2 separate regions of the Homo sapiens genome follow, and region 1 is linked to region 2. The links are chromatin loops, found by intact Hi-C in ENCODE. Cell type or tissue: CD14-positive monocyte. All regions are shown on one strand. Links, peaks and the distances in the headings refer to the core of each region. The heading gives the core; the rest is flanking DNA.

The links. Hi-C counts contacts between places; a loop is a spot of excess contacts. Peaks named below come from ENCODE experiments on the same cell type or tissue, not always from the same donor. Only the 100,000 strongest peaks of a DNase experiment are listed, where the experiment ranks them.
Region 1: it touches region 2 in a loop (4-fold over the local background); 4 of 110 quality-filtered maps call a loop at or near these places.

The regions. Positions count from the first base shown.
Region 1 is chr15:39,461,384-39,477,712 of GRCh38, forward strand. It overlaps LOC105370783 (a long non-coding RNA gene), which reads left to right and starts at 11,836. Exons shown (of 5, transcript NR_188226.1): 1 at 11,836-12,305. RefSeq lists an enhancer at 6,937-8,054. In CD14-positive monocyte, for the core only: no CTCF peak of the experiment used is centred there; DNase peaks (open chromatin) are centred at 7,148, 7,608 and 11,328; H3K4me3 peaks cover 1,922 bases; H3K27ac peaks cover 2,717 bases.
Region 2 is chr15:39,401,334-39,417,662 of GRCh38, forward strand. The region is part of intron 1 of LOC105370777 (a long non-coding RNA gene); the gene reads right to left. Among named protein-coding and RNA genes, the nearest start is that of LINC02915, 160 kb to the left of the region's middle. In CD14-positive monocyte, for the core only: no CTCF peak of the experiment used is centred there; DNase peaks (open chromatin) are centred at 5,788, 10,488, 12,468, 13,068 and 1 weaker place; H3K27ac peaks cover 3,966 bases.

The DNA.
Region 1 (16,329 bases), core at 3,775-11,774, 58 kb after region 2:
ATTCTACCTCATCTCTGATTCTCACAAAAACTATGTCCCTGAGGAGGAAATGAAGGCATAGAGAAGGTAAGTGACTCCATTAAGGTTACACAGCCTATCGTAATCCAGATAAGCTAAATCTTTTGTTCTCTCCACCATGTTTCCTGCCTGCCTGATGTTTAGGATAAAAGCAGAATTCATCAACTCTTACATAAACACATAAAGACTGATGCTATAAAGCCTGGTTGCTCCAAAGAGTTGGCTTCCCTTGACGGATACAGCCTTTACTTACTGAATTGCTAGCAGAGAAGAAAGACATGAAGAGTCCAAGCTTCAGAAGTCATCCAGCAGCTGTTCAGATCTCTTGGCAAAATACCAAGAAGCCTGGTCTGCATAATTCTCTCTCAAAGAGGCAACACCAAAATGCTTGTCCCCAACTTCATTCTGAAGACTAATTTGTCAACTTCAACACAACAGCTCTTTCCCAAGACTTATCCCTATTCCTAGTTTCATGAGTCAAAACTTTGGGCTCCTTAACCCTGAAGAGAACCTTGTTCTTCTCACTGCCTTCCCACGGGTTGGGCTGAGGCCAGTGGAAAATGCAGTAGCCAGTGGAACATCCCTAGTGACCTTGAGCTCCTTGTCTTGGCTCTGAAATAAACTCTGCTCCACTTTTTTCTTTCCTGTTTGATTTCCTTAGAATTTATTTTTAAAATATACACACAGTAAAATTAGCTCTTTTTACTGTACAGCTGTGTGTTTTGGCAAATGCCTAGAGACAGGTAGCCACCACCACCACCAGGATACAGAACATTTCCTTCACCCCTAGAAAGCTCCCTCATGATTCCCTCTTGTAGTCAAACCCTCCCCTCACTCTCAAGCCCTGCCAACCACCAGTTCGCTGTTTCTACAATTTTGCCTGCTCTAGAATGTCATGTACATGGAATTATACAGTATGAAGTTTGAGTCTGGCTGCTTTCATGTGACACAAAGCAGTAGAGATTCATCCAAGCTGTTTTGCATATGACTAGTTCATCTTTTTTATTGCAGAGTAGTATGCTACTGTATGAACGTACCACAGTTTCTTTATCCATTCTCAAGTTATAGAACATTTGGGTGGTTTTGCATCTGGGGGTGATTATAAAAAAAGCTTCTGTAGACATTTGCATACAAGTTTAATGTAAATCCATTTTTATTTCTTTTGGACAAGCACTTAAGAGTGAGATTGATGGGTCATATAGTTGGTGTATATTTAATTTTATAAGAAACCACCAAACTGTTTTTTCACAGTGGCTGCATAATTTTGCATTTCTACCAGCAATACGTGAGAGTTCCGGATGCTCCACATCCTCACCACTTTTTGGTATTGTCAGAAATTTTTTTCTCTTTTGTCTTCTAGCCTTTCCCTGAGAAGAGGCACAGTCATGAAGCTGCTTATCCAAAGATACTCCTGTGGAAGGGGTGGGGCTCCACAGACCCACAGGAAGGCTGTAGGCTTGGCAAGCTCATAGCAGATCAGAGGGTCAGGAATATGAGTGCTGTCTGTCTAGCCTCAGCCAAAAAGAGCCATGACCCACCATGAGTCATGAAAGAAAATGTCTAGGTTTGAAACTTTCTAAAAATATGAAGTTAGGAATATTACCTTATATATCCTTATATTTCCCTATACCTAATGCCATGTCTAAACTTACAGCTGAGTGAATGCCTTCACTTGGTTCTCCTGGATTTCATATATTTTCCAGATCATGAGGAAAGCCCCACATACAGGAAATGCACAAACTGACTATTTCAGCTGCAGGGATGGTCCCTAGTGCCAAGGTATATTCTATGTGCAGCTGGAGCCAAGGTTGAAAGGCCTAGAATGATAAGACACAGTCTAAAACAGCAGCTCCAAACTTTTGGAAAAGTCATTAACCCCTCTGAGAATCCTGAAGAAACTCTGGACTCTCTCATCAGAAAAAAAATGAAGAAATAATATACCAAAGAAAAAGTTACATTCATCCACAGACCACTACTACTACCCAGAAGGAGCCCTGGCTCTAATAAGCAGGCAGTCATTTCTGTGAATATTTTGCTCTTTCATGGGGAGGAAAGGGACCTGAGGACTGCTTACTAGTGAGGCCAGGGAGATACTTGTACCAGTATGCTAAGACTGTCCTAACAAATTACCACAGCCTAGGTGGCTTAAACAATAGAAATTCATTTTCTCACAATTCCGGAGGCTAGAAGTCCGAGAGGAAGGTATTATAGTTTGTTTTGTCTGAGGCCTCTCTCCTTGGCTTGTAGATGCCATCTTCCTCCAGTATCTACACACTGTCTCCCTTCTGTGTGTCTCTGTGTCCTAATTTCCTCTTCCTACAAGAACATCAGTCATGTTGAATAAGGGCCTACTCATATGACCCCATTTTACTCCAATTACCTCTCCCAGCCCTCATCTCCAAATAGAGTGACATTCTGAGGTACTGGAGATTAAGACTTTTTGGACTTCAACAAGTGAATGTGATGCAGGCACAAGTCAGCACATAATATCGATTCTTGCAGTTTCTTAGAAGACTAAAGCTGTAGAACTTAAGACTTCAGAAATTCTAACAGTCCCACCACTGAATGTATTTCTAAAGGAAATGAAATTAGTATGTCAGAGGTATCTATACTTCCATGTTCACTGCAGCACTATTCACAATAGCCAAGACATGGAATCAACCCAAGTGCCCATCAGCAGATGAACGGATAAAGAAAATGTGCAATAGATACACACTGGAATACTATTCAGCCTTAAAAAGGAAGGAAATCCTGTCGTATCATAGATTCACCTGCAGAACATTAAGTGAAATAAGTCAAGCACAGAAAGACAAATATCACATGATCTCACCTAAATGCGGAATCTTAAAAAAAAAAAAAAAAGAAAAGTCAAACTCACAGAAAAGGAGAGAAAAGTTGTGGTTACCACAGGCTGGGTTTTGAGGAATTAAGAAGATGCTGGCCAACAGATACCAAATTTTTGTTAGACAGTAGAAAGTTCAAGAGATCTGTTGTACATCAACGTTGACAACAGTAAACAACTTCATGTATACTTGAAAATTGCTTAGATTTTCAGTACTCTCACCACGAAAAAGGGTAAGTATGTAAGGTGAGGCATATGTAAAATAGCTTGATTTAGCCATTCTACCATGTGTACATAGATCAAAACATGTTGTACACCATAAACACACAACTTTTACTTGTCAATTTGAAAAGTTAAACTAGAAGTTGTGTAAAGTCTGTCTAATAAACACAGACAGTGCTTATAATGTATAGGCACTCTGCTTAGGTGCTTTATAATAATCAAACCTTTAATTTTCATTTTTTAAAAACTATGAATTAGGCACTATTTCTTATTTTCCCCCTTTTAAAGATGACAAAACAGAGTAAGGGGGCCAGGATTAGGACCCAAGCTCCCTGCCCGCAAGAGCTCATCTTCATATCCAGTACTCTAAACTGCCTCTCCCTAAGCAATAGGCTCTTCTTTGCTGCCTTTCTTGACAAGGAAAAGTGAAGAACTAAACAACCATCCAAGCTATCTATTCAATGCAGATTCAAAAAACATCGCTAGGAGATTCAAACACAGTTCTTCAGTGCAATTTTTTTCCTTTCCAACTACTTGTAACCTTGCTAATTGCTTAACCTTCCTCAAATGTCTTACTCAAAACCAGTGTCTCCCTATAGATCAAATCTAAACCGGGCAGGCTGGCTTTTAGGCTTCTACCTTACCTTCCTTCCCTTTCACCATCTGTACCAGACATCTATTGCTGTATAACAAATTATCCCCAAAACCTGGCAGCATAAAAAATAAACGTTTATTTTCTCCCACAGTTTTTCTGAGATTCAGGAATCTGGGAGCAGCTTAGCTGGATGGTTCTGGTTCTCTGTCAAGAGGTTGCAATCAAGAGGTCAGCCAGGGCTGCAGTCATCTGAAAGCTTGACTGAGGCTGGAGGATCTGCTTCCAAAATGACTCATTCAAACAGCTATTGGCAAGGGGTCTCTATCCCTTCCCTCATGGCCCCCTTTATATGCTGTTTGAGTATCCTCACAACATGATAGCTGGAGCTCACCTCTCTAGAGCAAGTGATGAGACAGAGAGAGAGACAGGCGGAGACAGACAGGCAGAGAGAGACAGGCGGAGAGAGAACAAGAGAGAGACAGAAAGCAAATGGGACCAAAGACACAATGCCTTTTTACGACCTAGTGTCTGAATCATATCTTCACTTCCATCTTATTCACTGGAAGCAAGTCATTATGTCAGCCCTGATTTAAAGGGAGAGGAACTAAGCTCCACCTGTTGAAAGGAGCAGTATTGAAGAATTTGTGGACATGATTTTTTAAAAAATCACCACACCATCTAACCTTATTTCCCACAATTACCCCAATATACACAGCAGCAAAACCATGTTGCCATAGAAATTAGCACTGGTTCAGGAGACCCAATTCTATGCCTGTGACCTTGGGGACTGCACTGCACCTATCTGATCTTCGGTTTTCTCCTGGAGGGTGAAGGGTTGGATTTGGAGGGTCTAGAAGCTTTTCCCTCTGACTCCTGTGGTCTGTAGCTCTAAGAGGGCAGTGAACTAGTTTGTTTGGGCCTCCTCTCATTGGCTACACCCACGCTTCCTTTCTAGCTGTGGCTTGGAGGGCCTACTCCAACTCTTTCTCCTCCCACTCATCTCTTTCTCTTCAAAATCCCAATCAACTCAGGTCATGTGAGCCTCAAGTAAAAACAAAAAAAAAAATCCTTGTTTGTAAATGTTAAACAGCCTCGCCTTGCTCTTTCCTGTGGCTGACATGTGCAAATTTTGTCTCCCCATGGGCCAAAGATGCTGCAGGCTGGAGCTATTTTTCCCACCTCTTTGATGCCTGCCCGTGTTTTCAGTGAACAGAGTTTAGAGAAATTATTTGCCAAATAATATCAGGCTCAACTACTCTGTCCCTCAGGGTTCCTTCAAACAGAGGAGCTCAAACCCTCAGCATTGTGTCCCTGCAGCCAGCATTCTCAAGGGAAGAGATCATCTTCACTTAACTGCCAATGACAAGGGGCTTAGTTTCTAATTTTTAATCTTTTCCAAATGTCTTGTTAAAATTAAACCATAAACTAAAGAAATCCCTCCCCAGATTAGGAAACCAAATGGGAAATGTGGCCATTTGGCATGAAACTGTCAAACATTTTCAGCACACATACATCCCAACCCATTGGATGAGACAGCCTGCGTCACAGGCCAAGAGGCCGTGGCCCCACACATATCTCTGCAACTGCATTCAGAAGCCCTGACCTTGGGCCACTGCTCAGGCCTCCATCCTCACAGACGCTCTGAGGCGGCAGCTGGAAGGGTCAGGCCCAGTCATGCTCTGGATGGGCCATGTCTCTGCGACTGCAGCTTTCAGAGCCACCTCTAGGCCTGGCTCAATTTTAGGGCCACAGGAGACTCGCTCTCTCTGCTCCAGAATCTGTCTTCAGAGTAAAGCCCGAATTTTAAATTGGGCTTTGTTAGGGAAGCAGCAGAAATAAGTCTCGAATGAAAGAAGAAACAGGTCCTCTGAGGAGAATCTCAAATCATTAATCCTGGGGAAATGAAGCTAGAAAATGATTCCAGAAATATTACGAATCCTAGGCTTATTCAAGTTGTTTATTTCATAGCAGAAAAAGATGCTGCTCAGGCAAAATTCTAAATTCAGCTGCTTTTCCTCCCTCATCTGATTCTCTTGCCTCCTTCCCTGGGCCTGGGCCTGGGCCTCTGTGTGTCCTGGTCCCAGGTCCTCGCTTCCCATCTGCTCTTTCCTACCTTCTTTGGAAAGACTAAAGTGCCTGGCCTACACAGAAGCGCTGAGTTCAAATGGTGACTCTAAAGCTAAGATCCTCATAACCCGAAGGATTGAATGACAAACAATGGCATTTCCAGCACCAAAACAGGGGTCAGGACAGACATTTGGTTTAGAAAGCCACCTTTACTCCTAACTCTACCCTCCTGTTCCTGCTCCCAGAGCCCCCCTGCTGGGGGATGTGACCCACAACAGCCCCCTCCCCAGCCTGGTCCCTAAGAAATGCACATGGCACAAGTCAGCAGGCCAGCTGGCCATCCCAATCAGGGAGCAAACCAGAGGCCTAAACTAGAGCAGGGATTTCTAACATAGAGTGCCAGACCTCATGGGATCCATGGATGGAACTGAGGAGGGCTACAAACCCGGATGAAAAAAAATATCTAGGCCAGGTGCGATGGCTCACGCCTGTAATCCCAGCACTTTGGGAGGCCGAGGTGCGCAGATCACCTGAGGTCAGGAATTTGACACCAGCTTGGCCTACATGGTGAAACCCCATCTCTACTAAAAATACAAAAATTAGCCAGGGGTGGTGGTGTGTACCTGTAGTCCCAGCTACTTGGGAGACAGAGGCAGGAAAATCACTTGAACCTAGGAGGCTGAGGCAGGAGAATCGCTTGAAGCTAGAAGGCGGAGGTTGCAGTTAGCCAAGATCACACCACTGCACTCCAGCCTAGGCAACAAAGTGAGACTCTGTCTCAAAATAATAATATCTATTACACTTTTTTCCCCACTAATGTCTACCTGAAATTTAGCATTTCTCTTTCCATGATGAGCGTAGGCGTGCACCTTAGTAGTATTAGTAGTCCTTGTGACTTTATCACCAATAAAAATTATAGGTATTTTCACATTACATTACAGTTGCCACAGAAATTTCCAGATATCATGTTTCTGTATCATTATTTTGAAATTAGAATAGTTACAAGATCCACTGAAAGATCTTGCTATTTCATGCATTAATGAAGAGGTACTTATATTACATATTACATTTTTTAATTTCAACAACTATATTTCAATAAAATTATTATTTGTAATGCTATGTACATTATTTTAATGTTTTTAAAAATCTTTCTAAGTAGGCCACTATAGACCTCTCCAACATCAGAGAGTCCACAGCACAAAGAAGATTAAGAACCTTTCAATTACAGGTATATATGGATTTACTTATCTCCCGACCTTCACCATTGGGCCGCATAATCCCCACTGGTAGAGTCAAACCTGCCTTAAACATGTTCCAAAGGAAAGAAGAGAAGTTCAAGAGTTCATCAGTGCAGCACAAGTTGATCTTGTTGCAAGTTCCGTTTTTGCCTTGAATTATGGATTTCCTGTAACTGGATTGCTGCCTGGTCCCACAGTTCCTCTGTGACTCAGACCTTGCCTTGTACCCCAGCCTCTGGGCCCCTTCTCTGAGAAACCTAAAAGACGTCCCATAAGTTCATATTTCCAAGGTTTCTAGCTCAATGAATTGGGAGATGTTTGTGCTGACCCTGTTTTCTTCTACAGAAAGCCCTAATGCTGAATGGCCGCCAGGAGACAGTTCATGAGATATTGCAGGTTGAATTATACATAAAATGAGAGCAGTCCCTTCCTGTGCAAAACCCCAATCTCCATTCCATCAGGAAGAATTTTTTAGTTGATCACGTTCACAGGAGCACTGGTCTTCACCACATTTAGTCCAAGGCTCCCAAAGGCACTGGAGTTGTGTGCAGTAGAGGAGCTAATGAGACGCCATGTCTTCTTTCTCAACGTATGCTTGAGAAATGGATTAATGTAATTCCTAGAGGGCAAGACTAGAAGAGCTGTAAAATGACCTCATTTCTTTTTTAAATGTGAATGTGGCCCTCAATGATCAAGACTGAGAATATTACAAAATCAACCATAAGCATACCACAGAAGAAAAGGAAACTAAATAACTCTGTGACCAGATAAACAATCTGGAACTTAAAACAACAAAAAGAGTTGTCCACCAAGGAAAAGTTCTTGCTTTCCAAATATGAAGATTTTCTTCTGAGGAACCACCAGTTTGGAAGGGCTTACCTATAAAAAAACTAAGGCTTCTTCTCACCACCATTTTATTAAAGCTGTGAAGAGCCTTGAGGAAATATGGGGCCTGGATGAAGACAAAGGGAGAATATTCAAGTATAATGCTCAACACAAGACCTGTTCAAGTCACAAAGAAGACTTCTCAGACCTTCAGTCCTCCCTGATACCTTCTCCAGATGTCACACTGTCGCCAGGTTAATGTACTTGAGTATTGAGAAATAAGAAAACGTGCATTGCTTTTATTTACTTCACTGTAAAAAAATTAGCTCACATTGTAATAGAAATGGCTCTAAGTTCTTTCCTATAGAGCCCATACAGATATTAAGACTTCAAGCCATGCTAACACTTAAAACCTGGGGGTTACTACAGAGTTACTTGATTTATTTCCATGGGCATACTAAAATTAGTCAATATAGAATTAGAACACACCATGCTAGACATTTTGGACTTACATGAGGTCCCTCCTTAGCTCCCACTTCCTCAGTAATGTTGATCCTACAAAGAAACCATTTCTAAATTCATCTTTAAACAACATGCTATCAAATACTACTGAAATGAGGTTTGGGCTCCTCGGAGTAGTACATTTCCTTGGTTTTCATCTTCTCCACAGGGGCTACTTACATGGAAACCAAATTGTTTCCCCAGAGATAGCCCCTTTTCTTTTCTCCAAGTACCACACTGTTGAATATGGCTGGGGTAGGGAACATTAAATGTAGCGAAACATGGTAATGAATTAACCCTTCATCCTGAAGGGTTTCCAGGAAATAAACATGAATTCAGCCATGAAAAAAAAGAGTATAAAAGTCAATTATATTTCAATGGCTTCCAAATAATAAAATATATTTTTAAGAACAAGTCAAACCTAACATGATGGCTCACACCTGCAATCCTAGTGACCCAAGAGGTTGAGGTAAGAGGATACCTCTGGCTTCTCCTAAACTTAGAAAATAAGTAGATTAAGGAAAAGAAGGAAATAACTAAATCTGCTCTCCCATGTGGCCTTCTAGCTCCTGCCCTATCTTTTTACCCTCACATGCTCATCTACTGGTCCACCTCCCACTCACTCATCAGCCCACTGGCATCTGACCTCTATCACTACTACTTCACCTAAAGCACCATTGCCAGGATGCACATGGTCCCTTTATGTAGAGTCCACAGGAGACTTCAGTCAGTATCTTACTGGATCTCTATCCTGCATTACACACATCCTTGAAACCCTGTCTTCTCCGTTATCCAGCACTCCACATCTCCCCATTCTTCCCCTCCTTCTCTGGTTGCTCCTTCTGTCTCCTCCAGCTGTTTCTCTCCCCTTGCCCAGCTTTGAGGTGCTGCATTCCTCAGAGATCTTGTTCCACTTCTTATTCACCTCTTGGTGGGTGAATCACATCACGTAAATTACCAACTCTATGTTGACAACTTCCAAATCTCTATTTACAGGCGGTATTTCTGCAGTTTCAAATCTGAATATCCAACCATGTAGTCAACATCTCCACTTGGTTTCACAGACATCTCAGGCTCAGCATGTCCAGAGTGAATTTACTCTTTCCCCTAAGCCTGCTCCTCTCCTTGTACCCCCTGTCCTTCTATGCTCCTCAGTAAATGGCACCACCATATAACTGGTTGCTCAAATTAGAAAAATTGACGCCATCCATGTCTTCTTTCTGTTCTTCAGTCTATCTAGCCAATAAATTACCAGGTCCTACTGATTCTATCTGCTAAATAATATTTTTGATCCATCACTTCTTTCTATTCGCCTTGCAAAGTGAGACCACCATCATCTCCACTGATTTATGGCAATGAACTCCAAATCTCTTCCCAGTGTCCAGACTTAAGGCCCTCCAACCGTTCTCTACATTGCCACCAGATTAATCTTTCAGAAATGAAGTGCTGACCTTCCCCTAAATAAACACATTCTAAACCCTTCATATATAGCCAAGGACAATGGCTCAAAACTGTAACCCCAGCACTTCGAGAGGCTGAGATAGAATGATTGCTTGAGGCCAGGAGTGCAAGACAAGCCTAGGCAACATAGCAAGACCCCATCTTGACCAGAAAAAAAATTAATTAGGCAGGCATGGCAGTGCACACCTATAGTCTTAGCTTTGAGAGGCCAAGACAGGAGGACCCCTTGAATCCAGGAGGTTGAGGCTTCAGTAAGCTATGATCATGACACTGCCTTCCAGCCTGAGTGGCAGAGCAAGATCCTGTCTTAAAAAAAAAGAATCTTTCATATCTTCCCCAGTGCTAGAAGCTCAACACATCAATAGCTAAAAGAAGTTACAAGGCAAATTTACAAAGTTTCTGCCAGGTGGGATTTGTTTTTGTTTTCAATATATTGCTTGGGTTCCGTTTTATGATTATCAGACATCAAGCCTTTTACTACTAAAAAGCTGATGACCAATATTTTGTCATAGATCTTTTTAAGGAAAACAACAACATATTTTCTCACTATACCAAAGAAGGTCTGTCATAAACTCTATTCAGAAACAACATGAATACTATAGTAATAGGGAAATATTCCAAGAGTTGGAGAAAAAGTATTTCTCTCCCAGACCTCTAAAACTAAGATTCAGAATTATTTCTGTCTTCAGATCTTAGACATTAGTGAGAACAAGAAGCAATGTCTCTTAACTGTGCATGCTGCCAGCTGATGGCTGAAAAGGAAAAGATTTAGGCCTGTCCCTATGGATATCATCAGAGAATCCAGTTCAGACATTCCCAGGCAGCGTGCAAGCATGGAGGTTTGAGGACTAGCTTACAGGCATGTGGTCTTGGACCAACCTCAGAAGCAAATTATTTATCAAAGTAAAGCACATTAGGATGACCATAGTTAACAATAATTTACTGTGTATTTCAAAATAACTGAAAGAATTAGAATGTTTCCAACACAAAGGAATGATAAATGTTTGATGTGAGAGATATCCCAATTACCTTGATTTGATCATTACATGTTGTATGCTTATATCAAAATATCACATGTACCCCATAAATATGTACAACAATTATGTATCCATGACTACAAATAAAAAAAAATCTAAAGAAAGGAATCTTTAGCTATCTCAACATCAAAAAGAAAAAAGCTGAGGTTTTCAAGAATGTGTGCACACGTGCAGTGTGTATGTGCATGTTTGTGATTTATTGAGGGCTAAAAAGAGAGCTGATATTCCCTCTATATACACTAAACTTATAACCACTCTCACCTCTAACCTAGGACCAACACTACACAACACACACACATCCCACTCATATATTCATACAAAGTGTACTGAGTCCATCTGATGAACTAATCTAATGATAGATTTGATATCTAATCCTCACAACTACATTGCAAGGTATATACTATTTTCTCTACTTTATAGAAGATGAAACTGAGCCCCTGAAGGCCTAAGGTCCGGCAACATGTAATAAAAGGAAGCTAGAATTGGAACCCTGGTGTGTTCAATTCCGAAACCAGCCCTTCTTCCACTACTCCTTCCTCAAAAGGCCTTCTAAGTCGTCACTCTCCTAGCACTGGTTACAAGAAATGTCGGTGGGAGTGGTTGTTTTACGATAAACCACTCTGATAAAAAAAATGCTCCAATGATTATTTTTGAGATGTCAGAGCTGAAAATGTACAGATTTCACTGGACGAAGAACCTGCCAAGTGGTGATTGCACAACCAAAGCACTGCAAGGAACCAAGGAGGCCAAATGTGTGTTGGAAAAATCACAGATGTCATCTGGGAATGCTCAGAGCCTTGGGCTTTCACGCTGAGACAGACTCGCTTCCACCGGAACCTCAGCCTTTTAAGGCTAAATCAAGGCCGTGACTTCCTCAGCTGAATCAACCTGACACTGTTCCCTGAGCTCACTGGGATCCTATTGGCAGAGCGTCAGCCCCGTCATGGAAAGAATGCCTCCACCAGGGAGGACTGGGTTAGTCCCCATCCTGAACTGGATCATAAACACCCACCTTGTCATAAAGCTGCTGTGAGTCTTACAATGGGAAGATGGGGGAGGCAGCACACTGGGGTCAGGAGTGGAGATACTTAGGCTCCCCAGAGAAATTAGTCACAAGTCTTATCCCTTCATCTCCATTTACAGCCATTTATTTGGGAGCAACATACTTTAAATGAGTGATAAACAAAATGTCTCCCCACAGCCCCCACCCCAGCATGTGTTCTGAAGTTCACAGGAAGGCTTCTCCTCATTTGCTTTGGGGCCCGCAGGCTGCCTGCTAACAGCTGGGTCTTCCCATGAACAAATTAGACAGTTAATGTTCCAGGATGAAGAGGGCTTCGGGGAACAGAATCTGCCGTTTATTTGACTTGCTTCATTAGACACAGTGCCATCATACCAAAATTAGAAAAAAGAAGGAACTCAGCGGAAATCAGCTACACAAGAAGAACCTCTCAGTTCTGAGAATTCACATTAACCAGTGATTAAGAAATATTAAAAAGGTATGAGCCTGTGAAGTTGAACATACAAGAATGCTTTAGAAAATGGAATGTTCACACTGTTGCCAAGTGACGTTCCTTCTAAGTATTGATTACTCTCTACAGATTATGGAAAATATTTGTCTGAGCTCTTATTTCAACTGCTCCATTCTCAGCTAGTGAGGAGAGTAAGATGTAGTGAGGCATGTGTTCAGAACTTTCTCCCAGAGGTAAATTACTGATGCATGACTTTTAAGGTGCTAGGAGAGGTAAGGAAACTTTTATAAAGGTCCCAGTGGCCTTCTAAGAGGAAAGGGACGGCAAGTGTTTAATGGAAAGTCATCAGGGTAGATTTAGGTGACCCCAGTCAAGGCCCAAGAAGGAACTACTGGCTTCTTTAAAAACAACAACAATAACAACCATAATATCATAGGTAGAAAGAGATTGGACTAGAGGGCAGGCCTGTACACCAAGACGGACCTCTGAGAATGAGTAGTAAGTGGTTCTGATTCTCTGAGGCCAAAACTGTCAGGACTGGTACTGACCCAGCCCTACTGGACACAAGTTTGCTCCCTAGAGAAGGGAGATATAGGGGAACCAAATGCAACACAGGCCAACTTTTGAAAGCTGCATTCTTGGGTCAGGAAATAGGGAAGAACTACTGTGGCTAGGGGGCTGCTGAGAAAAGGTGCTCTGCTACCCCTCCCTCCATTGCCATGAAGGGTTAACCCATTTAATTTGCATTTTCCTGAGTAAGAGGCTTGACACCAGCTCTCCCACTTGGCAGCCTGGTATTGCATTGTAAAGCAACCAGCTTCAGGGATGTTTATGGCATCTTCTAGCTTCATGGAGTGTGGTAGCCATGAAAATAAGCCACATAGACTTCCTCCTATAGAAGGTAGAATTAATCCAGGGTCCCAACTGCTGTATTTTAAGTCTGTTGCTGTGTTTGTACCTTGACCTCACTTTCCAAGGCTGCTGCTGGCCAATGATGTGGTATTGTGAGGGGACCCCCTCCTCTGAGAAGCTGGGCTCCTTCTTTAGCTGACTCTGGCACACGGACTCCCCAGTGGCTTTGCTGGAGCTTCCTTCCACTGAGCGGCAGTCTAGCATTCTAAGTTTCCACCCAGTCTTCTCTCAGTCTCCCCTTCACTCAGGGTCAGGCTAACACTGTGATCTGACTGCTAGCCCGGCCTTCTCCACCTCCCTTGCTGTGTCATTTCACATAGGCATTTCCCCTAATAAATTCCTGGAATACTTACTAGTATCTTGATATCTGCTTTGGAGGACCCTAACAAGGCAGAATGGTTGAACTGTGTCTGCTGGGGCAAAGAGGAAGAGGCTCAGATTATTCCCTAGATATAAATTAGTACTCCTGAAGGTTTCTTAAGATTATCATAAGTATGGAAGCCAGAGAGCACTGTAGAGGAGTTCAAGTTGATTAATTGCATCTGTGATATACATATATATGTGTGTGTGTGTGTATATAGTATATATATGTGTGTGTTTATGTATTTTTATATGTATGTTTATATGTGTGTGTTTGTGTATATGTGTGTTTGTGTATATGTGTGTGTGTATATATATATTTTATATATATGTATATATAAATAGAGAGAGTGTCCACTATACAAGTCTAGACCAGAAAGGAAACATCAAGTGAAAGGCCTACTCCCATAGCAGGAGGAAAAATGGGAGCAGATAACACATACCTGGAAGCAGGCTAATGTCTTAGCCATGGTGATCTCCTAAATGCAATGGGCATCCATTCATAGTATCCCCCTGTGACCTACAAGCACTGCTTGATTTCTATATGTGGTGAGAGTTGAGGAATTTCCTCCAGATCCCGTTGGCTGGATCCTACACTTCCAGTGGCCTGAAAAAGTTCTCCAGATGCTGCTGCATTGACCACTAGTCCTTGAGCCTTGCACATTCTGCCTGGCTCAACTAGGAGTAGAATGAGATAGTTCTTCTAGAGAGAAAGACAATCTCAGAGATACTCACTTTCCACTAAGTGCCCCATTTACATATAACTGATAACATAAATTTTAATCCATCAGGTATTCATCATGGGCAAAGCATTTTACGTTCATTCATTTCATTCATCCATTTACTCATTCAACTCATTTATTGAGCTTCTACTACATGCCAGCAGTCCCCAAGGAGCTATACATAGAGCAGCAAACAAGGCTGAAACAACCTAGTTCTTATGAAAGTTTATATTCTACTGGGGAAGAAAACAGAAAGAAAAAAAAAGCACACAGAGATATATGTTTTGGGTAATGATATATACTGTAAAGAAAACTAAAACAGCAGAGTAAGGTGCTAGGAAGTTATGGGCAGACAGGGAGAGTCTATTTTATGAAGAATAGGCAGGGAAAGCCCTTCTGAGGAAGAAATACTAGCAGAGATCTAAAGGAATTGAGGAGTTCGCTGTGTAATAGTCAAAGCTGTGAACAGTGCATTTAATCTCCTTTAATCGACACAACAAATCCATGAAGCAGAAGGCATCTTCCTCCTATTATGAAGAACTTGAAAATCAGAAAGTTTAGACATTCAACTGGATCTCAAGCAGAAGCTCATGTTGTTAACCATTATGCCTTGCCATCACGGTGGATTCCAGAATTTTCCCACTTTCTAAAATCAAAGAGAAAACCTGGCTTCTGTTTTTGCTGGCACCCTTTGTGGCCTTTCCGATTTACTCGTTGGGGTGCAGAGGAGCCACTTAACAGGCGACAAAGAGCTAGCTGTGCTAGAAAAGCTCTATCCCCCCTTTCCCACCCACAACACACACCTACATCTAAGACAGCCTGGTCTCCAGCAATGTCTACGGGCTTCCTTTGAAGCAATGCAAAGACCCTCTGCCTCTCCTCTTTAGGAGGCTGGCATTGCCTGGGGGCCTTAATTCCTGAGCAGTGTACGCTGGGACCAAGACCTTGAAGAAACTGGCCAGGTCTTGTTTCTTGAAAGGGTATTCGCTGCATAAACGGGCAAGGAAATGTTCAGGTAGAACAAATAGTGGAGTCTTGCTTGGGCTTATACATGGAAACTTATGAAGCTGTCAGCAACATGTGTGAAAATAACAAACTGATTAAAGCTTGTAATGGAAAGATGAGCCACCAGTAGCTTCCACGATCATAAAATATGAACTCAAAAATAACTGCTGAGTGCTCTTAATTTTACAAATTTTTTAAACAGTCCTTGACACATAGTAAGCCCTCAAAATGAAAGCTATTCTTATTATTGCAATCATCAATAATTATCATTATCATCATAACTCCCTTTCCTATCCCAAAATACTGGTGGTTAGGGTAAGAGAGTGACAAAAGGGACCTTTAGGGACCTCAGGAAGTTGTATATTTCCCTGTAATGGTTAACTAGCCTGGACAGAGGTCCCAGCGGGGAAGCTCTAAAACCAGCCTTCAGCAAGAAAATTTGTGACTTACTAAACCCATAGATATTTATGTTGTTCCTGCTGCAAAAATGTCCATTTCTCCTGGGTAATAACTAAGTCCCATAAATAGATTCTAAACTTCTACCAGTTCACCAAAAATAAACTAGTAGGACTTGTAGACATGCCACTAGCTCTATTGCATCATATGATTTTTGTCTTCTTCCCATTACATGCTTTATTTAAACCCCAGTCAAATCCAGAGGCCCAGGCAATATTAAAAGATCCAAAGCCTCTGTACCCATGGTTTCCTGAGCCCTGAGTCCTCTTATTCTGTTACCGATAACTTTGGGGGTTGATTTTTTTTTTTTCCTGAGCAGACATTTTTGTTTCACTAGCACCATTTCTGCCATGTGATTTAAATATCTGTTTCACTGAGTTTTGTGATAACTGTATGGTTGTCTTCAGGATGGTAAACATGTTTGCATAACAGTCATCTAAACTGAGAACTGACATAGCTCCCTGAGGACAGAGATATTCCTGATTAAATCAACCCTAGAGAATTCCAACAGCAATAGGGTTTGGAAATCATATTTCTACTCACTTTTCCACTCAACCAATGGGGCAATTTTTTATATACAAGTTGGAATTTACATC
Region 2 (16,329 bases), core at 5,641-13,640:
TGCTCAGGAAAAGAAAACATGACAAAGAAATATTTTAAGTAGATATTTTCCAGTCCACTAAATTTTCTATTGCAAAATTGAATGTCCTTTTTAAATCTTCCAGTAGCCTTTTAAATATTCGATGACAGGGATGTTGTCTTCAATTTTTTGTTTTTTTGGTATTGCTCCTTGGCAACTAATATAGTTAGTGCCTCCTAAGTTTTTCTGAGTAATTTCTCTAAAAATTAACAGCTATTTTTAAACAGCAATATTCCTCCACTTATGAATTTATTGAATATTTTTTGGCACCTACAGTATGCAAATCACAGAACCAGGCACCATGGCACATGTGTAAGAATAAGACAGCATCTGGTGTGAAAATTAGAAGGGGAGTGCATTCATCATCACCTATCCTAGAAAAGCAGAAACCATTTGTATTTCAAAATAAAAGAAATTTAATATATGGGAATTGATTATACATGTGTTGCAAGAACAAGGAGCCCAGAAATAAACAAGAGCAGGTGCCACTGTCATCCCTAGGCAGGAAAACAGGAGACTGTGCTCCCAGAACCCAAGGGCAGGGACCACCATTAGAGGCTGGAACTGTCAGCTGCAAGGTGGAGTCTCAAAAGAGATACAGCTCCATTGACACAGCTTCCAAAAGCCAGAAGGGAGTGGGAGAAGACCCTGGTTTCTCATGCTAGCACCTGCCATTGTTACCACCCGGTGCGAAACCAGTTGACACAAAAGTCTGGGCAGCTTAGCCCTAAGGTCGGCCCCTGTGATACAGAACAGAGCAGGGAAAGGCCAGGGTTTGAGAGCAAGCAGGCCATACATAGGGAGCTTTGACAACTGTATAACAGCCAAATTCAAATTAGTGCTATCACAGGGAAAGTAAAATAAATATTCAATAAGCTTATAATATTGCCTTAACTGAATTACAAACAACAACAAAAAATAATAATAACCTCATGACATTTGGAAAAAAGATATATCAATTCCACTTAGAATGGCTGATGCTTTATCAAAGAGGCAGCACTCTGGAAATTTGGAGAAAACCAATAGAATTTCAAAAGCTACAGGAGGAATAGGAAGGATTCTACTTGCAAAAGCATCAACACATAGATATTCTGGCATCGTCTGGTGGAACCATATTGAAGATGCACTGAAGTATGATGTTAAGGAATGTAAATTTTTTCTGGTAGATCAGGAGTCACTGAAGATTTAGGACCCAAAATCTTCAGTGACAGAATCACAGCTGTGATTTAAGGATTCATCTGGCAGCAGCATATAAAATCCTTTGGGAATAAAGATGCCAGGTAAAAGGTAATAAAGTCTTGAACCAAGGGGGCATCCACGGAACTACATGGAACGTTCTTGATTTAGTGTTATCCAGTTGGAAGCACTGTGCAAAGAACTAGAAATGGGAGCCCTCCCATGATAGCTTGGAAAAGATGTCTCTGTTGTCTGCATACTTTGGGGCACATATGAAAAGTGATGAGGGTTTAAAGCCTGGCCATGGATAACATTATGCAGAGGGAAAGTCAGAAAAGAAATGTGTTTCATCAAAGGCTTGAGCATAGAAGGAAAGGTGCTTAAGAAGAGAATAGGGGCAGTAGCGGAAGGGGGAAGACCCAGGAGAATATCGCATTTCAGTAGAAAGGGTTTCCAAAAAAAGTGAACAAGCAATTATGTAAAATGCAGCAGAAAAGTCAAGGAGAATGAATATTGAAAAGGGGTGGGAGGACTTTTAACTTTATAGAAAATTTCAGGAAGCATCCAGAACTGAATTTGAAATCAAAACGTCTGGGCTCAAGATACATAAAATAATTTCTCCCTATGTATTACCTCTACTCCCTCATAATTTCACTATACATGTAGTTCTTTGTGTCCTCTTTGACTATTCTCTTCAGCATAATCTTCCAGTTTCTACATCCACTGCTAATGCTTCCATATTCTTGATATTTAAAAAGCAAGTGCATTGTCATGTCATGATGCCCACAGAAGCCAGAGAGAGTAGGGTCACACCATATATAACTGGGTTACCTAAAGACTTGTCCATTAGCATATATTTAGAAGGGGCTATGGGCATCACAAGCAAAGACTGACTTGTCAAGTTAAAGCTAACATATAACTTCTATAGTTAAATAGCAAAATTTAGCAAGCATTTGGTAATAGGCTCGATTAGCATGGTTTCCATTTTTTTCTAGCAATTGTATACAAAGCACTGAAAAAGAGAAAATGCAAAGAAGAATGTATAGAATAGCACATTTATAGACTAGTGTGTTGGCCTCTTCAGAAATCCAGCATTGTAGAGAAGATATCATCCACAGTACTAAGTTTAAACCACTTAAGCTGAAATTCAAAACCCTACACAATTTGATAACAGCCTACTTCTCTAACATTATCTCTCTCTAGCCATTCAGTCAATAACTCAAATTCCTATAATTCAACAAACAAGCACTTACTCCATTCCAGGCATTGTGCCAATCACTACACTAAGCACCCACAAGCCAGGCTGCTCCCATCTAAAACGTTACTACCCCTACTCCTTTACTGACCAGTCTGTTCTCAGCAGGAAAGCCTTTGCTCTTCTCTGTGCATATTGAAATTCCTCGATTATTGACAGCATACTTGGGAGACAGGAGCAAGGCTGTGCAACCTGACTGCTTTGGATTTAAATCTAGTTCCACCCTTAGGCAGCTGTGTGACCTTGGGCAAGTTACTTAAATGCTTCAATTTCCTCCTCTGTCTTCCTTCGAGGAATGTGATGATTAAACACATATATGAAGCACTTAGAAGAGTGTGTCAAGGTATTTAAAACCATACCAGGAATTTAGCAACTGTTTAATAAATGTTAAAAAGTAGTAGTAGTAGTTGTTGTTGTTGTTGTATTGTGATTCTCAGCTGCAGATGCACCTCCTTCACAATACCCCACACTCATAAATCTAACTCATGGTCCATACTCACATGGTTCTTATCATATGTGTCTTTGCATATGTTTTATATCTGATACATTTTTTTGGAGGCAGGCTATTATGCATTTTTTTTCTTCCCTCAGCACACAGCCACATGCACCACAGTCCCTAATGGTAATAGTAAACTGTGTGAGTGTGTGTGTGTGCGTGTGCATGTGTACATGAATTCAGTGGACCCTAAGGAAAATTCTATGGAAGAGGGACAGTCATGGTTCTTCCATCACCAAGAAACATCAAAGTTTGGGGTCACCAAAATGAAGGAAAGTAGCTATAGCATCTTCTTTGCAATAGGCCTTTAATACTGTGTCTATCCTTCTTACCAGTCTGGATTAGTTTAGATTCATTTCTACTAGAGGGCAGGGAATGAACTAAGTAATTTGTAATTCCACCAGTTCACCCCTTCAGAACACCTCCAGATCATCACAACTCCCAATTTTGCTTTGTTAAATGCAGACCAGCTGGGAACCAGCCCAGGACCCTGTATCCCTGAAGTTAACCCACACTCATATTGCTTGGACCAGCTGGGGCTGGCCTGTTTCTGGTGAGACAAAGAGCCAATAGATGATGGTCTGACATGCCAAGAAGTGATCATAGCTGCTTCAGAGGTCATCAGTAAAGAATGTCAGAAGGAAATGGCCCAAGGCAGTAGAAATGCTTTTGCCCTCTTAGATGGTAGTTTCGCAAGCCAATAGACAAATGACGAGCTGGAGCTGGAAATAGCACAGGACTAGTATTAGTGATAGTACTGGGAAACGGCTTTAGCCTGAGGCTGGACCACATATCTTCCACCCCTTGCTGAGAGGAACCACTGCCTAAAACAGATAAGTTTCCCAACATGACTAACTTGAGTGACTATCTTTTTGCCGCTTTTCCCCTCACGCTGACCAGAAATGAGGCATCAATGAAAGTACACACTTAAGAAAAACCTGCTGTTCTGAGCTGCATCCTCCCTGGGACAAATTCTCTGGGGCAGAAGTAGACACTACCCTCAGTTGAGTGGGCTCACCATTTTCTTCAGCCCCTTCTCAAGCCAGAACCAAGGGAATAGAACCAGCATTCTGTTCACTCCTGAAATCTATGTTAACTCCAGCGCTGGATTATCAATACAAATTAAAGTACAGAATTTGAGGAATTACACATTTTGCTTTAATAAATTGAACTGTGGTGAGATTAGCCCTGCAACATCATTGCATTCACTCATTTTCCTGTCTATATGTCACTGTTTCCCAAGTTTTATTCTACAGAATAGTGCCACGAATTATTAATAGGGAATCCCTGAAAAAAAATAAAAGGTTCCAGGTAAAACAAGTTTGGGAAACATGGTCATATGCTTCCTTGAATGGGAGAGAAAGGAAGAGAATGGCAGCTGCAGTCGAGTCATTGCAGGAGCCCTGGGTTCACCATAGGGTGGGCACCACACACAGGCTAAGACCATCAATGAAATGTGTCGGGAGCCTTGAGGAAGGATGCTTCTTTTTGTGACTTTGGGAGGCCTACAGGAACAACCCCAGCATTCCATATTAAAATGCATGTCCAATGTCATATAAAACCAGTCTAAAAACTCCCACTACATTCTTAAAACTCTTATTTTCTAGAAAATTCCAGAAATATGGATCTCTATTAAAGACAATCTTGAAAGAAGGTTAAAAGTTGCCTGCAAGAGTCCTACAAAGAGCAGGAGCGTACACACTGTGGATGATTCCAGACCACCACCTACCTTCCTGTGGTTCTAACGTATTAGCTCTATAAGCAAGAAGTCAGTCATTAAATCCACAGATTGAGAATGTCCCTTTATTGATTCCAGAAGGGAACCTGAAACACAGGTTAAGTAATAACCTGAAGCATAAAGAATTTATTATCCAGAGCAAGTGCTGACTCTTCTGGATCATATTGGAACGTACTCCCTTCCTGCTCCCTCTTTAATTATCATTTTTAACAAAAATCCAGTAGTTGGCCAAAATTCTCTGCCCAGGCAGGCCCAGAAATGCACTGAGGGGTAGAGGGAGAAGACGACTTTCACCCAAAGGGAACAATGCTCCATCACTCTGCTTCTTCATCACACAGGAATATGATCTAATTTAACATCACAGCTAAAATTCACCTTGATATTTATGTCCCTATCTGGTATCTGTGAGGCTAGGGGAAGGGCAGAGACTTTTAGGCCACAGACAGGAGACTGTTGAGGGGGTTGTAGCCGTAATGTCTGCAGACCTGCATTAATTCACTTTGTTAATTTAACCAGGTAATTGGGCTGTGAGTCCTAAGAGCCAAGTTAGAATTCTGGCTCTGCTACTCATCAGCTGTAACAAAGGGCGATTTCCTTCCCATCTCAGTGCTTCCATTTTCTAATACGTAAAATGAGGTGGTTTGTACTAGATGATCTCGTGGTCTCTTGTGGCTACACTTCTAGCCACTAGACCATGGCTCTATGCAAAGAGGAACCACATCTTTCTTGTTCTGTTGTAAATCTAGCACCAAGTACAATTTCTAGAATATAACAGGCACTGAAATGGGTATTTTTAAGTGTATTAACGCTCAAATAAATAAAATGCTAAGTTCAACCCAAAACATGCAGCTAATTCATATAACGTAAGACAGTGTCCCTCTTTTCCCTCATTTTTGTCTCAGCTTCCTAGATGATACCCCAATTGCCCCCTCACCAGATTTACTTGGCTGGTGCTTTAAGTTCCATTGTCACCTATCAGAGATAATACAAGTCATCTAACTGGACCTTTAGAAAGAACATATGAATAATACAATGTGTCAGATATATTCACTGATGACAACAGAAATCACTGTTGGAAAAGAGCATCATGATAGATGGTGATGACTTGTCATTGGAGGTTCAGAAAGTGAAGAAACATTCTACAAAAAAAACCTGGTTGCTACACAGAGGTTCTCAGCAAGATAAAAATAGGTAGTACTAGCCCAAAGAACATTGCAAAGGTCAGGCATTTGTTTCTATATCTCCAAAGTTCTCTTTCCAGTCTCCTTCCCAAATTCAACAAAAGACTCATCATTTACCATATTTGCATGTTTAAGTCTTTAATCTTGTGCAATTTAAGACATATGTTTAAGGAATTTCAGACAATAGAAAACAGATGGGGAGATTTCTGGCAGGAGAGTTCAGTGAGAGGCAGAGAGGTCTTCATATCCTTAACACCGCACTACGCCTAAAACTGGTTTTAAACCAAAACTACCTATACAAACTTTTCCAGTGCCCTGTGGTCTAGGGGTTGGAGTGCAACAAGAAGTGACAGAATGCTTACGTGAAAGGAACAAGGAGTTGCCTGGCCTGTTTCTATCTTCCTGCTCCTGCATGGCCAGACTCAGGGTGCAGGGCTCCCTCTGACTGAGCCCTTTACCCTTCCTGAGGCCACTATCCCAGTATAGGGCAACCCAATTCCCTCAAAAAGGGTAACGGGCTTTCCTTACAACATTATTCCTTAGGGAAGCTCAGCTTCTAAGGTTCCTGATCATCTAGTTCTCTAGGACTAAACCAATCTGATATGGTGACTCTAGTTTTCTGCACGAGATCCATGGGCTGACCCATAATCTAAAAAAAACCTGAAAGAATATTTGAAATTATGCCTGCATCACAATATTGGGCATGCTCCAACTCAGTAGAAGACCAGGCAGCTTGAAGCATTAGCATGGGGTACAAAAAGCCCCAGGCCTGCTCAAGGAAAAGAAAGCCAAGATCAAGGACAAGAGAACCTTACTGGGAGTAAGATCTAGAATCTGAGTGTGATCATATACATGTTGATGATAACAAAGAAAAAGAACGCAGCATCAGGGAAAATTATTCATGATGAGACAAGTTATTAGTACCAGTGGACTAAACAATGGGGGAAAAAAGTTCTATTTTTTTTCTATAAAAGTAATACTAAATGTAACCATTGCAATACTAAATATAACCATACACCCATCAATGTATGGCCAAATACAACAGAAGTAACGTATATTTTAATGTGACAAAATTGTTAGTTTTATTAAATGACAATGCTAAAATGAACTGCTTATTCTTCTTAGCCTGTAATTTGTGGTTGTCAATTTGTTCCTAAAGTAATAAAAGACAACATTATTGAAAAATCTTGATATTATTTGGTTTGTCTACCTCTATGCAACGCCACATCCTTATCTCCAGGTATTATATGAAATATGTTATGTTATTCTAAATCCCTATCATTTTGTGACTTAAGATTATATTGCTATTTTGAACTGTTTGAGAGTTTTTGAGGGTTTTATAATTTCCACTGGCATGGGCAGTATTGTATTTAAGAAAATGATGTTGTTATCAGGTAAACTTCAGTATGAATATCACTTAAGAAATATTCAAACTTGCACTGTGAGGTATTACTTTACCTCTTTACATCTCAGTGTGCTTTTCTATAAAATGGGTATAATAATTGCTATGATTGAATATACCAACTAATGGTACTACATAAGGGTTGAGACTTATAAAGTCTCATAGTTGGGCAGCCCTTAGATTATCCAAGTGATCATCTAATCATGGTTGTAGAGATCATCTTTTCTTATGTATAGTTTTTAAAAATTAAATACCTTGGATGATAATGCTAAAAAAGGACAAATATGTAACTGGGATATCAGATGTGAGGACTGTTTAGAAGGAAAAAAATGTTTAAATCACTGAATCTACACTGGTCCAAACAAATGGAAATGAGTCCTATTTCTGAAGAACTTAGTCTACCTAGGAGCTCTTTGAATTTATACGAAGTAGTGAGCTTATTAATGTAGTCATGCTGTATCTTAAAGTTACCTTCTATTTTTTCCCAGCTCTGTTTATTATCATAGCTAATGATTCCAGTTCTTTCTTACTGAACCCAACTTCTGCCAGACACAGGGCTTGGTAAGATGGATGGATGGATGGATGGATGGATGGATGGATGGATGGATGGATGGATGGGTAGGTGGATGGGTGGATGGGTAGGTGGGTAGGTGGATGGGTAGGTGGATGGGTGGATGGGTAGGTGGATGGGTGGATGAGTGGGTGGGTGGGTGGATGGGTGGATGGGTGGGTGGGTGGGTGGGTAGCTGGGTGGTTGGATGGATGGGTGGGTGGATGGATGGGTGGGTGGATGGATGGGTGGTTGGATGGATGGGTGGGTGGATGGATGGATGGGTGGGTGGGTGGATGGATGGATAAGTAGATAGACAGATAGATAAAATGATAAATATACATAAAATCTCAGGTAATTTTAAGAACAACCTTTAACATGGTTACTATTAATTTTCCCTCATTTTACATATGATGAAAATGAGGTTTAAAGATGCTAAGAAATATGCCCCAAATCACAAAGCAAGTAAGATATTTCAAACAATAGCAAATAAATGCATCGTTACTTTTGCAAGACAGTGGGATAACAGTATCATCAAGTATCTATGGACTATTATCCCTATAAATAAAACTTGAATCATTAATTCTCCTTCGAAACAAAACTAGAAATCTACTAACCTATCCCATGGCGTAGGATATTCAGTAACATATCTGGAAGGAAAATACAGAAAAGGTCACTACAAGCAATAAAAACTCTAAATAATAGTAGCAGGAATCATAACAACAATGATGATAGCAAGAGGAATTAAGGGAAATAAAGAAGAGCCAGTATTTCCTTAAACATCTGCAAGTGACTTTGTGGAATCTCCTTGAGATTTTTCCAAAAAAGATAGGTAAATGTGAAATAGAGATACTCAACTCCAATGAATGTTATCTAGAATACTTTAGTGAGATCTCACAGCCTACGCAAATGGCACAAGCTATGTTCTCTAATGTGTTTCTCAATTTTGGCAAGTATATGGATGTCTTATGGATATGGTCATCAAAAAGTCATTGTTAATATGACACTAGAATCCTGTGACTACAACAACTCTAGCAACAAATTTTCTTCAGAATAATATCTCTGACTGGTTTATGGCAAGTGATTGGTTTATGACTGCTAAGTCCATCCTGATATGAGCTTAGAAGATGTTTTCCATATTGGTCTTGAAGAAACTTATACTTTCATCAGCAGGGGCCAGGACCTGAAGCTCCTCCAAGATTTTCCCAGTATCACCAGATTCCTAGGTCTATGACTCAGTTACAACATGTTCAATAAATATTGACTACGTGCACATGATTTTCCTATTGCTGTGCTCTCTGCAATGAGGAATGGCAATAAATGAAAACACAGTACCCCATCTGGAAGGAAATGAAATATCATGGATTTGGAGCCATGTGTTAATTATTGCTAACCTTCTCTGGAGTCCCTAGGTTAAGAGGACACTCCAAAGCCTCACAGTGCCCTGGAGCTATCATAGATAGTAACTACGATTCTCAAGTATCTTTTAGGCCCCAGTGCTCCGACCCCAATCGCACAATCCATTTGTATTGGCTCCCATTCCAGTAGGTGCAAAGCTACCTCATTCAAGTTCTTCCCTGCAGATTTCTCCTTTCAAGATGGTTGATTTATCCAGAAGTACAATCTAGCTTTTTCTAGTAAACTATAGGGCAAATAGTATTGTCGCACACTTCTGAGTTGGAAGTGATAAAACCGGAAAGATACAACAGAATAATTGAACGCCTCTTCTTGTATCCCAGCACCACCGGGTCTTCCTCAGCCTATTCCTGGACAGTTTAAACCTCAAGCAAAGGCTTTCTGTGCTCTGACACTCCAGGCTCACTTCTCCTCACGACCTTTAACTTGCTGCTCCCCTGTGCCTGGGGTGCTCCCCCAAAAAACGGCTGTGGCATTCCTTTCCGCACTGCATTCAGATGGCTGCTTAAATACCACCTTTTCAGAAATGCTCCCCTTGGCCACCCTACCTAAAAGATTAAAATCTCACTATCATCCTGACTCCTCTATCTTATTTTTTATCATTTTTAACCCCTTGAAAAAACGTATTTCTCTATTTTCTGTCTCCTCCCAGGTTACACTTGAATGTAACCTCCCTGGCAAGGGGAACTTTGTTTTCTGCAACTGCCCAGTTTCCCAGACCTAGGAAGTACTTCACTGACATATTTCGAGTTAAAACAAAAAAAGAAAACAATGGGTAAGACAGACTTATTTGCTTTTGAGTGCAGAGATCAATTGTCTGAGCAGGGAGGCAAACTTATCTTTAAAAGCTGGCTCTACCTACTAGATTATTCAGGTGGTGTTTTCTTTTTGCCCTGGCATCTTGTACCTTGCTTCTCACTTCCAGGACATATTTAGCCCAGAGCCTCAGGAAGGATTTGGAGAGGGCTTATTACAGGCTAAGATTTAGACCTATGCACATACCCAGACTCAAGATCAGACTTGCGTTAAAACCACAGACACAGAGCAGCCATTGACTCTACCACAATCAAAGTTTGATCATAACATAGAAATGGGAGATTAACTAAGAGGAAGCCAATTAGCCAGGACACTCAACCTCTTGGACCACAGCTGATTTTGAAAGTTAAATGTTTGATGGAATCTTGCTTCCTCATTCTCAATGACCTAAAGCAGAGGCACAGGGAGGTGAAATGGTTTGCCCAACATCCCACAGTGTATCAGCAAAAGCGATGGGCTTGGAAACCACCAGGTTTCCATTTCCTGTCTATGACCACACTAAGAGTGAGAATCCTCAAGAGGCATGCAGAGTAAGCTCAAGCACTGATGGTAAGGTAGGAGGAAGGAATCACACACACAAACTCACACTTTCTCTCATTCTCTCTCTCACACACACACCCCACATACTACTGATAAATGTGGGCTTCATTAAGTTGCCCTTCCCAAGTTGTCTATAAAATTGCATAAATATCAAATCTTTTCCTTGAAAATTTCCTGGATGAATGTGTTCTTTCCTCTATAAACTTGCTGAAGGCTTAGCTATTTCTCTAATCTTTGAGTATATCATTTCAGTTCTTGCCAGCATGAAACTATCTCGAGGGAGCACTGAAAGGAGCTAAGTCTCTTGCATTTCAACTTTCCACAATCCAAAGTCAACCCAGATTATTACAAGTTTTCTCACATCCTTCACTTCCCCCAGAGAGAACTATCTTTTGAGGAACCTATTTCATCTATGACAAATAAATGATCTGAAGTTTTATAACGCCCCTCAAAGAGCAAGTTTAGGCTTTGAGCACTTCAACAATCAGAAGAATAAAACAACCTAACAAGAGATGCAAAAGACCTGGAAACAAGTGGCAAAGGCAGATTAATAATATAATTTCTACCATCTTATTTCTTTTTGTCCTTTCTCTCACTACCTGGTTAATCTCTTATTAATAGTTCTCCATCAAATATCTCCCCTCGCCCTTTCAATATCTTCAAACTCCAATCTGATGCACAAAGCTAACAGTATAATCCTTCAGCTGATATTGGTGGACCCTTTACATCCAGTTATAATCAGTACTCCTCACTGTGATAGTTAAGGATCCTCACAGTCTGGGCCCACTCTATTGTGGTGGTCCCTAAGAGGAAGGGGAGGTGCATTGTGCCTGCATCCAGGGTACATTTTTGTCATGACTCCAGGTATGCTAGTGGTATTGGCAGTATCTAATAAATAAAGAGCAGAGATGCTGCTAAATATCCTACAATGCATGAGACAGCCCCCTGCCACAAAGAATTGACCAGTCTCAGTACTGCTGAGGCTAAGGAATCCTGTTCTGCAGGCTTCGCTCCACTCCTTTGTGGTTGTGTAGTTTTGTTTTGTTTTGTTTTTTCGATTGACTCTTTAATAGATGATTTGCAATCCCCTATACCTAGACATTGTTTATGAGTTCAAACCCTTGGACATCATCCTTGCCCCTCTTCTACCTGGAAGCCTTAGACCCTTTCTTTAGCTGGCAGACCCCTGCCTTTACTTTAAGGCCCATCTTCTCCTTGAAAGCTTCCTGGATGGATGTGCTCCTTGCTTTCTAAATTTACTGAGTGCTTTGCTAGTCCTCTCTTATGACATTTATCACCATTATCTGGAATTACGTACTACAGGCTCTAAGAAAGTAAAACTCTTGTTTGTTCAAGGTTATATGGCCAGTACCTTCGAAGAGTGGAATATAGCAAGTGCTAACGAATACTTGTTGATCAAATGAGGATTTATCTGTGATGTAAACTCACAACTCTCCTATCAAAGTTCCCTGGAACTGGAAACATCTTTAGCTCTTCTCTGAATCATGTATCACTTCTTCCTAGAAGGTGCTTAATGAACAATGCTTATATGTCTAAATATTTAAATGAATACACATAGAGTATAATAGAAATATTAAGTAAATATGTAAATACAAAAATACATATATTACATATTAAGTAAATACACAAATAAGGCTTGGCCTGTAGAAATTCAAGTCCTAGGCAACAGTTCACCCATCTCAATTTTCAATTACTTCTAAGAATCATGTCACAAGTATGTTTCAATGTCTGACAGTTCCTCATTTTTAAAAAGAACACCAAAATGAGCATTTAAATGTTAATTGCTCATCTGGAGAGCACATGAAACAGAAAACACGCAAAGACAGGATGTGTTGCTAGTTGTGCCTGAGTAGAAACTAATATACTGCCCTGAAACACTGACTTCAGCTTCTAGTGACACATCACAAACCTGTTGCAACACAAAGTGCAGGCTAAACATAACCAAATTATAATGACAATATTTAAGAATAGAGAGAATTGACTGGGAGACAACAGTAAACTTGGGGCCCTAGTGGAAATTCAACTTTACAGCTAATTTTTATCTAATGTGCTGCAGTTTGTCAAAATTTTCTTGTAGCCCGTATTCAGTGAAGATGGAGAAGAGCCCCAATTCTGGGGAATAAGTCTATATATTTTTGTATAGCAATTCATACTCCCTCATCTTTTTTGCCAGACACACTGATTCCTTCATTTTTATCTTTTATCATAGGTGTTGTTTTCTGCTTTATAGTCATCCTTCCATATAATTCCTAATATTTTCACAAATTGCATACATAGAGAAACAAACAGCATTTTAATTAGCACTCACCTTGCTAAGCCCGTTACATGCATTATCTCATTTAATTCTTAAGAGAGCCCTAAAACACAGGTATGATTATTATTCCGTGTTCACATTAGGAAATTGAGGCTTGGAAAATTTAAGGAACTTGCCCCATGTCACACAGCTTAAATGACTCAGAGGTTTTGTATGCTGCGAGCGGCTTCTGTGACAGTTTTTAAATGTCTTTGAATTCATCAAGCTTCTAGTAATTATTTATTGGGCACCAGTAAAGACTCAGGCTTTGTGATGGCTTTGGAGAGAAAGTGGAAAGCAATAAGGCATGTGGTCTTTCCTCTCAGGAAGCTGACAGCTACTGGACAAGGTAGATGTTAATCAAATTCTCATAATGACCCTAAATGTACAAACTGTTTCTTGATGCACAAGAAACAGAGGCTCTGAAAATATGTAATCGAAGAACCTAGCTATAACTTTGAAGTTAGGAAAGGCTTGGAGTGGTTAGGAATTAATGATTAATGCAGAATTCAGAGGCACAGAAGATGGGAAACATCTCAGAAAGAATGAGCAGCACCTGCAGAGGCCACGGCAGGCAGGAGTGTGGCACAGTCAACAAACACAGAGGGACCTCGAGAGGGAGTGCAGGATGAGGGCAGGTGGGGCCAGATTGAGTTGGGTTCCCTAGACACAGACTCTGAGACAAGGACTGGGTTCAAGTATAGTTTAATTAGCAGATGATTTCAGAGAGCTCAGTGAGGGAGGAGGAAAGTGAGAAAAGACAGGAGGACAGCAACAGTGGATTTCCACCTGAGCAACTGGGCCTCAGTCCCGCTAGGACTTCTGAGATCCCATGTAAAACATACTTCAGAGTTGTCTCACTGAGGGACAAGAAAGGTGGGCCACTCATCCCCAAGCCCCAGGCTCAGGGGTGCTCCTGGAGACCCCAGTGTGCCTCCTGGGAGAGAGCATGCCAGGGCAGGAGCTCTCTGCATGTGGGGGAACTGCCACACATGTCGTGAGGCTGGAGCATGGTCAGCCTGTGCTACAGGACTTAGGCAACTCCACCCTAAGAGTGATGGGGAGCTATGCAGCAACCTCACCTGGGGCGAGGCTGTATCCTGATCAGATTTAGGTTTGGAACATTGCAATGTGGACAGCAGATTGGAGGGAGGGAAGGGCGGATGTCAAGAGGCAGCTAGAAGTTACCAGAGGCAGGACCAGCTGCATAACATGTAAAGACCAGTGCAAAGCAAAATGAAAGGACCCTTGCTCACAAAGAAGGATAAAAGTGCGTTTAAAGGTAGGAAAACATTAAGTTTATTCCTTTCTCCTGTGCTAATGGGTCCTGTGGTTTTTAAATTGCTACTGAGTATTACGCTCTCTTGGGCACAGGGATACTCCTGGGGTGAGTGCAGATTCTCACTGGCACTCAGGAGGGAGTACCACCCTGTGACAAAGCCCAACTGCTCCAGGGTCAGCCACCAGCTTGAAATTCCCTGCCCCAGCTGGAAGTGGGGAAGTTGAGCCAGGTGTCTGCCCTTCCCATGGGCCTGCCACCCCAACCCACAGGAGAGGGGAACTCACAAAGAATTGTAACCTCCACATTAGGAAGTAAATCTGGGATGTGCAAGAAGCACACCCCTGCTGAGTCATGTGCTAAATGTGCCATGGCATTGCCAGTCCCTGGCAGGGATGGTCATCACCATTTTCAGTCCCAAGAACCCACACCCAACCCCAACCCTCCTCACACCTGTGGCCAGGTACCTGTTAGAGGCAGGAGGCGGCAGCAGCCATCGAGGTGGGCAAGAGGAGACCAGATGTAGCCTGGGGCACCAGGAACCAGGGAGTGGGTAGCCAAGAACCCTCAAGGGAAGCAGAGAGGCAGCAGGAGATGGAACAGTGTATGAGCCAAGGCACATGGTCCCATCACTCTCCTCTTACAAAATGTAAGTTCAGAGATAAAATTGGCATTAAGCAGTGCAAGACAGCTCATGCAGAGCATAAAATCCCAAGTTGAGGGTCCTTTGGAGTAAGGGTCCCTGTATGACTGCACTGGTCACATGCTTATCACGTTGGTCATGGGTCCAGGACAGAAAGGACAGTAACTTGGTCTAGCGTCTAAGATATGAAGAAATAAGCCAACCTGAAAAATGTTTGGGAGCTAAAATGACTTCAAATCATGGATTTCATATGAATGGGTATGATGGAGCAAGATGGGGAAATACAGGAGGATGCCTGTGTGTCCATGGAGGCATGCTACCAGATGTCCCTTCAAGAAAGAGCTTGCTATTTGGCTGCAGGAAGTGCAGTTAGCTGATAAGCTCCAGCCATTAGCACCTTCAGGATTTGCTTCAGCTTTTGTGCTCAAGCTACACTTTCCCCAGGCAGCTGTTAGCCAATGACCGCACACAGCAGGGATATTAGCGCCCATTCCTTTCTACCTAAGGCAGGACTCCTGTAATCGTTTTCTCTGGAGCCCCCTTTTGGGTTTCCCTAGACTTTGTCAGATCTGCATTATAGTTTGAGACTCCCGATTCTTAGTCCTACTTCCTCCCCCTTTTCCTTCCACAGGTATGATATTCGCATGGGTCTCTGAAGACATCCCCTGCTCAATCCTGTGTTCTTCCCCTTTCATAGGCATTATCCCTCCACTCCATAAACCTCTAGCTCCATCTCAGCATTTTCTTCCCAGGGAATCCAGCTGACACAGTGTCAAAGACATGTCCGAGTTATCTGTTTGGTGCATCTGCATGGACTGATCGGGGATACTAAGAAACAGCAGGTTTATTGTGCCTCAGTTATATCACCTAGCACCTTTGCAAAGCACTATGCTTGCTTCATTGGAGAATGTAGACTAAGATCACTGTTCCTCAAGAAGGCTATCATCTAGATGGGAAGACAAGGCTCAAGACAAATGAGCAGATGGCTTTTCCAAAGACCTGAAGAGAATTCTTTGCAAGAGATAAAAACCTCCAGATGTTTAGGCAGACCACACCTCAAAGATGACACAGCAAGTTTTCTCTGCCAACCTAGATATAACTTCTAGATTGTATGTGTGTGTATGTGTGTGTGTGTATCTGATGAATTTGTATAACTTCTCAACTCTGTGAAAGGTTAGTATTTCATAAGCCACCAAGAAACCTACCTTGACTTCCAGAAGAGTCTAAAACAGCCTCCAACACTATGTCCAAGAGGTTGCTAAATCTGTATTTTCAACAGGTCCCCAGAGAGTGGGTATGAACTGGGCTTTGGTGTGGGCCTGCAAAACAGGCCTAGCTATCCTTCCTAAAGGCCCAAATGCCCTGCTCCACCAAGCCTGGCTGGGCTAATTTGGAAAGTTACTCACGAGGACTTGCCTGTTTGATCCAAGGATGACATCAAAGGATTGATGCTCCATCTGTCAGCTCTCACTTTTATCTATTTGCTCTTTATTTAAAGCAACCAT